Linked DNA regions of Mus musculus: region 2 is linked to region 1. Evidence: chromatin contacts called from ENCODE POLR2A ChIA-PET data. All regions are on one chromosome and are shown on one strand. The core of a region is the stretch at or near the end of the contact, and the rest is flanking DNA. Distances in the headings are between cores, read along the strand shown.

The links. ChIA-PET counts read pairs that join two places held with the same protein, here RNA polymerase II (POLR2A).
Region 2: POLR2A ChIA-PET joins it to region 1 with 14 read pairs in embryonic stem cell. The contact joins the promoter of Slc66a1 here to the promoter of Micos10 in region 1. POLR2A ChIA-PET finds 5 or more read pairs at or near these places in 3 of 5 experiments (Patski and embryonic stem cell).

Annotation. Positions count from the first base shown.
Region 1 is chr4:139,129,112-139,133,437 of GRCm38, forward strand. Micos10 (mitochondrial contact site and cristae organizing system subunit 10) reads right to left here and starts at 2,002. Exons shown (of 4, transcript NM_001163006.2): 1 at 1,811-2,002. The coding sequence starts at 1,874.
Region 2 is chr4:139,308,352-139,312,147 of GRCm38, forward strand. Slc66a1 (solute carrier family 66 member 1) reads right to left here and starts at 2,357. Exons shown (of 9, transcript NM_145384.3): 1 at 2,278-2,357. It overlaps Akr7a5 (aldo-keto reductase family 7, member A5 (aflatoxin aldehyde reductase)), which reads left to right and starts at 2,393. Exons shown (of 7, transcript NM_025337.3): 1 at 2,393-2,725. The coding sequence starts at 2,404.

The sequences.
Region 1 (4,326 bases), core at 752-3,251:
TACACATTAAGTATAGCAATATCTTTGGCCACTTCCAGAACAATCCATTTCTAACAGCAAGCCAGCCTATTTAACCATCCGAACCACTCTAAGTTAACAATAGTTACTATTTAAACGGAGAAACACAGGCTCAGGGGTGTTAGCCAACTTGCCCCTCATGTTCTTGGCTGAATCTGGGAGTCAAAAGTAATGGATCAATTCATCATGTATGAATTCATCCTGAATGATGTCTACACTCAGTCTTCTGGGGCTTAGGAAACGGTGGGAAAAAACAAAAACAGAAAACATATCTACTTTCCATGAGCTCACGATTTCATTCTTTCCTGATAATATTCATCTAAGGATATAATCCTAAGTTCTCGTAAATAATTTCCATGCAAGAAGTATAAAATATGAACCTATGTGTGACAGCACACACCTTCACTCGCTTCACTTGTGAGGCCGAGGCTGGCAGATCTGTTGGTTCAAGACTATGCAGGAGTACCAGTTTCAAAAACGGGGGGGGGGCGGGGGGGAGAGAATGGGATCTAAGTTTCAACAATAAATGTTAGTATAGAAGAAAGAGTCGGAGGAATTGGAGAGACAGCTCAGTGGATAATAAAGCCCCTGGCATAAAAAAAAAAAAGACTTGAGCTCAAATCCTCAACACCCATGAAAAAATGCTGGGGAGGGGGAGAAGGCCGATCAAAACTCAATGGGCAGCCAGTTTAGGCAAACTGATGCGCTCCAGTTCCTGTGAGAGTCCTGTGTAGTGGTGCACACCTTTAAATCCAGCAGAGAGTGTCTGAGTTCAGGGCTAACTTGGCTGACATAGTTTTCCTGGCCAGCCAGGTCTCCATAGTGAGGCACTGTCTCAATAAATAGGGCAAAGAGCTACTGAGGGAGGGAAGCCACTCATCATCGATCTCTGGCCTACACACCAATAGCTGCAGACAATCAACAAGAGAAAGATGGAGTGGACGAGGATCAGCAGAGAGCCTGAGAACCCCAAGGAAGAAATCCTGGGGGGGGAGGGATTCTCAACTATGCCACATTATCAGCAACGCGATTTCAGGCAAGCTCCTTCACCGAGCTCCAACTCACGACGAGACAGGTCATTTCCGAGCTACCGTGGCGAGCAGCGCGCCTAACATCTGCATCACCATCACTATTATATGGGACACCCCCGCCCCCCGAGCCTCCTTCCCCGACCCCGTGACCTCACAAAGTGTGTCGTCACAGGACGCGTGTCCAAAGAGACAACCTGGACTACCGAGGGGGCCGGCGGTGGCCGCGATCTATCTGACTGCGGCCATTCTTCCGGAGAATAACCCCCGGCTCCAACTGCAGACCCGAGGCGGGTTCGGATCAATGAGGCCGGGCACGACCGCAATTGCCAGCGCGGCCCGACGGAGGCGGTTAAGCGCCTTCTTCTATGACCTTCTTCCGAAGGCCGCTTGCTCCCGGCTGGGGAGCCGTCTGCGCTCCGGCCGGCTGCTCGCCTAACCCGGGGGACATGGGGCATGGAGTGACAGAGTTTCCCGGCGCGTCCCGCACGCCTTCCCACTCCCGGAGCACCGCTGCTTCCCCGGGCCTGCACCTCCAGCCACCTCGGAAACTCCCGCGCCCTTCGGCCCGTTGTCCTCGCCGCCCTCGTCGCCCTCGTCGCCCTCGCCGCCCCGCTTGACAGTCGTCACCTGTCAGCGCCCCGCAGCTCAGCGCGCCCCGCCGTCCAGACAGCAGCAGGCCGCGGCTTGACCCCTGCGGCTTCCCGTCCGCGCGCGGGCCGCTCGGCTCCAGCCCAGGGCCTACCAGAGGCAGATGAGCTCACCTAGCTTCACGACCGTGTCGGCCATGCACCGGTCCCACTTTCTGCCCAGCTCGGACTCCGACATGTTCCTCACTGGCAACTCCAGCACTCTTCACGGCCGGCCCCCGCGCTCCTACTGATGGCAAGTCTCGCGAGAGCCGGCCGCCACCATAAGCTTCCGGCCGGAGCCGGCGCGCCAAATATCGCGGGATCACATACGTCGTCCCTGGCTTCCGGCTTTTCTTCGCTCGGTCGTCAAGGTGACAGGTTGCCTGGGAGCCGGAGGTGACCCTGACCTTGGAGATAGCGGAAGGGAAGCGAAGACTGACTACATCCAGAGTACAGAAGGCCTTGTCTTTCCTGGGTTTTTCATATTTGTACATAATTATTTTGGCCATTGCCCTCCTCCCGTTCTACTGTTGCCCTCTTTCATCCTCCATTTTATACCTACTGAACCCCATCTTCCTCATGTGTGTATGTGTATATATGTGTGTATGTATATGTATACATGTATATATATAAAATATACGTATATTATATATCTATATTATATATAATAAAACATATAACAAATAAAATAATGTGTGTGTGTGTGTGTGTGTATATATATATATATATATATGTTATATACTTTGTTTTTGTTTTTGTTTTTTTTTTTTTTTGAGGCAGGGTCTCTCTGTGTAGCCCTGGCTGTCCTGGAACTCACTCTGTAGACCAGACTGGCCTTGAACTCAGAAAACCCCTGCTTCTGCCTCCCAAGTGCTGGGATTAGAGGCATGTGCCACCACTGCCCGGCATGTTATATGAGGGTTTGGTTTTGTTTTCTGTTTCTCTGATTGTCTCTGTTTTGTTTTGTTTTGTTTTTCAGAGACAGGGATTCTCTGTGTAGCCCTGGCTGTCCTGGACCTGGCTCTGTAGAGCAGGCTGGCCTTGAATTAAGAGATCTACCTGTCTCTGCCTTGTAGGGCTGAGATCAAAGATGTGCACCACTCCATCCACAGTTTAATTAGGGTTGTCTGCATGGCCACAGTCGGGGAGTATTTATTTGAGCATGAACGACTTCCATTCAAATGGATTTAAAAACAACCCCCCACCCTGCTGCATTTTATACAGAGTGTGTGGGTGCCTGCGCATGCCCTATAATGGCACATGTGGGAGTCAGAGGACAGCTAGTGGGAGTGGGTGCCCCTCCACCCTGTGGGTGCCAGGGACTGAACGCAGATCACCAGACTTAGAGGCAGTGCTATTACTTGCCGAGTGACCTAAACAGCCCTAAAGCGCAACCAGTGTTACTTTATAGATACTTCTTTTCTTCCACCCACTCAACCCCCTAACACTAGATAGGCGATAAGAAAGGATAGGGCAACAGGTGACGTTATCATTAGACTGTTTCCTGCTGATGAGGGGCATTGAGTTCCTTGGAGCAAGCTTGATCTTCTCCAGCAGAATAGCTAGTTTCTTATTGTTTCTTCCCACTTTACTACTTAACCAGCAGCAACCCACCAACAACCTGCCCCTTGAGGCCCTAGCATTTATAGACCCTTTGGAAAGTCCCCAGGATCCAAACGTCACACAGTCGCAGAAACCATCTGCAGCTGGCAGAATCACACCCCTGGTAGAGCTCGAGGCCACGTCAGCGCTGTGGACAGTCTGAAGCAGCCCTACATCCCACACCTGGGATTAAGACAAAAGCCAAGTCTTATTTCTGTGTTTTTCAAAGAAACCAAACTTCTCACTACTCAAATACCTCTCTCTCTCTCTATCTCGTTTTAAACTGCATTTGTCCCTGCTTCCTGGACGTCTGTCTCTCTGGCTACTCATACCTGCAAGACACCACCCTCCCTGATTCTGATGGTTTCCTCCAGCCCTCACCTTTCCCTGCCTGTTTAGAATGCGGATTCTCACACCTCCATCTAACCTCTATTATGTATTGTTTCAGATGAAATGTCTATCCCACCCATACTAGTGTCTGAGAGGCATTAACTATTAGTCCTTCCTATCAAACAATGTAAAACTTATGTTTACAGGGAATTTAAAAAATATATTTATTTATTTATTATATGTAAGCACACTGTAGCTGTCTTCAGACACTCCAGAAGAGGGTGTCAGATCTCATTACAGATGGTTGTGAGCCACCATGTGGTTGCTGGGATTTGAACTCAGGACCTTTGGAAGCGCAGTCGGTGCTCTTAACCACTGAGCCATCTCACCAGCCCCACAGGGAATTTTTTCAATCTCTCCCGACTTTGAAAAGTTTTATGCCAATGTTTTCACCACTCCCATCCCCGACCTTATAAAATTTGTTTGCAGTCTCAGAATTGAAGAGGTCAGCCCTTCCTTCCCTGGTCCTGCATTTCCCTTTTCTGCAATCATTTAAAGCTAGCCAATCACAGAAGACTGTGAGGTCAGACTTCAGCCAATGGAGTTAGGATAAAAACAAAGTGTACTTCCTGGCTTGGCATACTTGCTCTTCAGAACACACCCTCAAGAATATATGATCGGGCTGTTGAGATGGCTCAGTGGGTAAGAGCACCCAA
Region 2 (3,796 bases), core at 1,107-3,606, 180 kb after region 1:
AGGGTGGGACATAGGATAGCTGGAAGGTTCTTCCCTGGTCTTAGTGGCTGGTGTGGATGACATCTGCACAGCCAATTTGGGGAGCAATTACCTGGCACCCCAATTCATACAGTCTAGGTAAGATCTGCACCCTAAGAAGTCTTGTTTATCAGCCACACACATCCTATTGGCCTCCCAACACCTCTTCTGGTAGATCTGGAGTGGTCCAATTCATCACACATGCATACACTGTCATTCCTCATAACATCTAATACCCAGGCTGGGTAGGGAAACACTGTTCCCATTTTACAGGTAGGGTTGAGTGGCTTCAGGCAAGCGAGTCAGCCTGGCTGACCCTGTCTATGAACTGGGGCTAATTAACATCCTTCTGAGCCAAACATAAAGCTATGAGCCTCCCATCTGACCCAGTGAGAGTGATGGCTTAAAGATGAGACCCCAGTATCTTGACCACTGTGGAGCCTCTCCACACCAGTGGAACCAGATGAACGGGGACCCTGGGTTCATGCAGCTCTCCCAGTCTCTGCAAAGACTCCTGATACCAAAGCTTGGGTCTAGGACCTCATAGATGCTAGTTAAATGGTCTAATGCTGAGTTGTATCCCCCACTAGTATGAAGGATTCTGACTCTCATGGTGCATGTCCTTAAAGGCTGGTCGGGGAGACAATCTCCTACAACGCCCATTTCCCCTCCAACTCCAAGGAAAGCCAGGCAGGTGCTCCCCACCAAAGCAGATGCAGGTTCCATTCTGATACTGGATCAAGTTCAAAATCACAGAGGCAAGGTCCTAAGGACCCCAAGAATGACCCTCCTAACCTCATCTCCTGCCCCAGGTCCTCAGAGTCCCAGGCACCTGCACAGCCTCTCTCTTCCTCTAGGGAATCCTTCTCTATCACAAATGCCTAGTAGAGATACCCTGACCCATTTCTAACTTGCCTATCCAAGGGACATTGCCGCCACCGCCTCCAGTCCCCTGGAACACAATCCTGGAGAAGAGGCAACACTGTCCCTGTTAACCAGTGTTCTTCAAGCAAGTCTCTCTCCCCTCTCCCCTGTCTGTATCCTTCCCAGTCTCGTGGGTCTGGATGCACCAGCTGTACAACAAAAGGCTCGGAAAATGTAAAGGAGAGGGAGAGGGAGAGGGAAGGAAGCATGATGAAGAGAAAAAAAAAAAAGGAGGAAAGAAACAGAACAAGAAAAAAGAGGGGAGGCGGGAGCGGGAAGCGTATGCAAGGAAACTTGTAAATTGAGCGGGCCCAGGGCTGAGATGTCGCTCTGGGCAAGTGTTGGAGTTTCAGCATTCTGATGTATACAATGAAGGAAATCCTAAAAGGCACTTACTTACCTCCTAAACTGCATGCAGACTACAATAAAACCCAGGCCAAACCTCCATATCCCACGCTAGTCAAGTGCTCTACCACTGAGCTACATACATTCCCCACTAGGGGATTGGCTTTCGCGGCTCATGTCCGTAAAGGCTGGCCAGGAGACAGTATCTCCTGCCACATCCAGCTCTTCCCCAATTCCAAGCAAAGCCAGGAAGGTGCTTCCCACCAAAGCCTATCTGGCACAGTCAACAGTAATATTCTGTTCTTGCTGTAGCCCCCTGGACCACATTGTAGCATGGAGTACACACGAAGTGAACCTGAAACTACACACTTCTTTCTTTCTTTTTTGGGCAGGTGGGAACGGGAGCAGTTTGAGACAGGGTTTCTCTGTGTAGCCCCTGGCTGCCTTGAAATTAGCTCTGTAGACCAGGGTAGCCTCGAACTCAGATATCCGCCTGCCTTTACCTCACATTTCTAACCAGCCCTCTGTGGAATCCTGCGGTGAGCTTGGCGAGGAATGGGACATTCTGGGTTCCCTACCTGCAGAGCTACGGAGAATGTGTCAGGGGAGCGCAATGGCTCCGGGATCCTACCCATTCCTGGCCTCCAAACCAAGGCTCTAACTCCTTCCGGTGACTCTGCGGGTTCGGAGGGATAATGATAGGGCAGCGGCTGGGGCAAGCGCCGCGAGGCCCCCACCCAGAGCAGGGAAAACAAGGCCGCCCAGTCCAGGGAAGCCGAGAGGCCGGAAGGCAAGGACCTGCAGGTAAGAAGTGGGGCCGTCCCGGATCCCTGGCCAGGTTGGGCAGAGACCCACGATCCCGCTCCCCAGGAGGGGACCAGCGCCGGGGACCGTGCAGAGCTGGAGGAGGGTGTAGAAAAGACTTAGCTGGGCGCGTCTGGAGTCCCGACCCCCCAGCCCGGGACAGCCGCCAGCCCCCTTCATCCTCACCAGTTCAAGATCCACAGCCGGTGTCAGCTTCAGGATCCGAGCCCGCCGGGATCAGCTGACCTCCGCGAAGTCCCGCCCCCCGCCGTGGGCGGAGCCTGAAGCTTCGAGTGCGCAGGCGCAGTCTCCATGCTGCGTGCAGCGTCCAGAGCCGTGGGCCGCGCTGCTGTTCGCTCCGCGCAGCGCTCCGGGACTTCGGTCGGGCGTCCTCTCGCCATGTCCCGGCCTCCGCCACCCCGCGCCGCCTCTGGCGCCCCTCTCCGGCCCGCTACGGTGCTGGGCACCATGGAGATGGGGCGTCGCATGGATGCGAGTGCTAGCGCCGCTTCGGTCCGCGCCTTCCTGGAGCGCGGCCACAGCGAGCTGGACACGGCCTTCATGTACTGCGACGGCCAGTCCGAGAACATCCTGGGCGGCCTGGGGCTCGGGCTGGGCAGCGGCGACTGCACAGGTAACCGCTGCACCCGGCCTCCCCCGCCCCCCGCACCGAGTAGAGCTGAGCCGGTGCCCGCAACCGGCGTGCACCAGCCAGGATCTGCATCCAGGAGCTTCGGAAGCTCCGGATCCACAGCTGGGTCTACCCCAAGCTCCCAAGGCAACTGGAGTCCTGAACTAGTGAACTGAACTTTGTCCCGCCTCTCCTTAGAAACTTCTAGTTGCAGCTACCGAGGCGGGTGCGAGGAAGCTTCCTACGCTAATGTTTAGCCTACTCTGGGCGCTTTGCTTCCTACCGCAATCCCTGCCTCCCGGCCAACCGTTGTCCATAGCCGCCCCCCCACCCCCGACACGCCCCCCATCCCCACCAGGCTTTTTGTTCGTGCCTACCCCTCTTGCCCTCACCACCTCTGCGCTCCTGGAGAATGCTTATCATTCCGGTCTTTTGTCCGGACTAGACTTTGTCCCGTGCAGTCGACAGCACCTGTGGATCTCAAGGAGACCTGTGGCAACAATGCCTAGGGCCCAGCTGGGGGCAGGGGCGGAAAGGTGGCGTCGGGAGAGGGCATTTCGGCCTTTGTGCCCATTCTCTGTGCCAGGTCTTACAATGGCAAACTCTGTAGCTCTGTAGGCTACCGTGGGAGAAGTGATTTCTCCACGGAGAGTTAAAGGTCCAACGAGGAAGACTGTAGCCGCGATTGCTGAGGAGTGCAGGAAAGAGTAGCTTGTCGGGAAGAGCAGTAGGCAGAGCCCATAGAGAACTGGGGATGGGCCCTACAGTGTAAGTAGGGTGCACCGGAGACTGCAATCCTAGCTATTGGAATATGGAGTTTGAGAGTTGCAAAGTACGTGTGTGATCAGTGACGCGTGTCCCGCGTTGGAAGGGGAGGGGAACCGCCCTTCATTTGCTTGAAGCTATTGGAGTCTCAGGAGGGTGCCTGATACGTAAAGAGGCCTCACTTTTACCTGTTCTGAGGTTCTTCCTCCCGGTTCCTGTACAGTGGGCTCCATAGACTCACATGGGGTAAAGCTCACTTAAGTGAGTGGATCTCTCAAGCCGAATGCTGTAGAGTTCACCTGGATGACA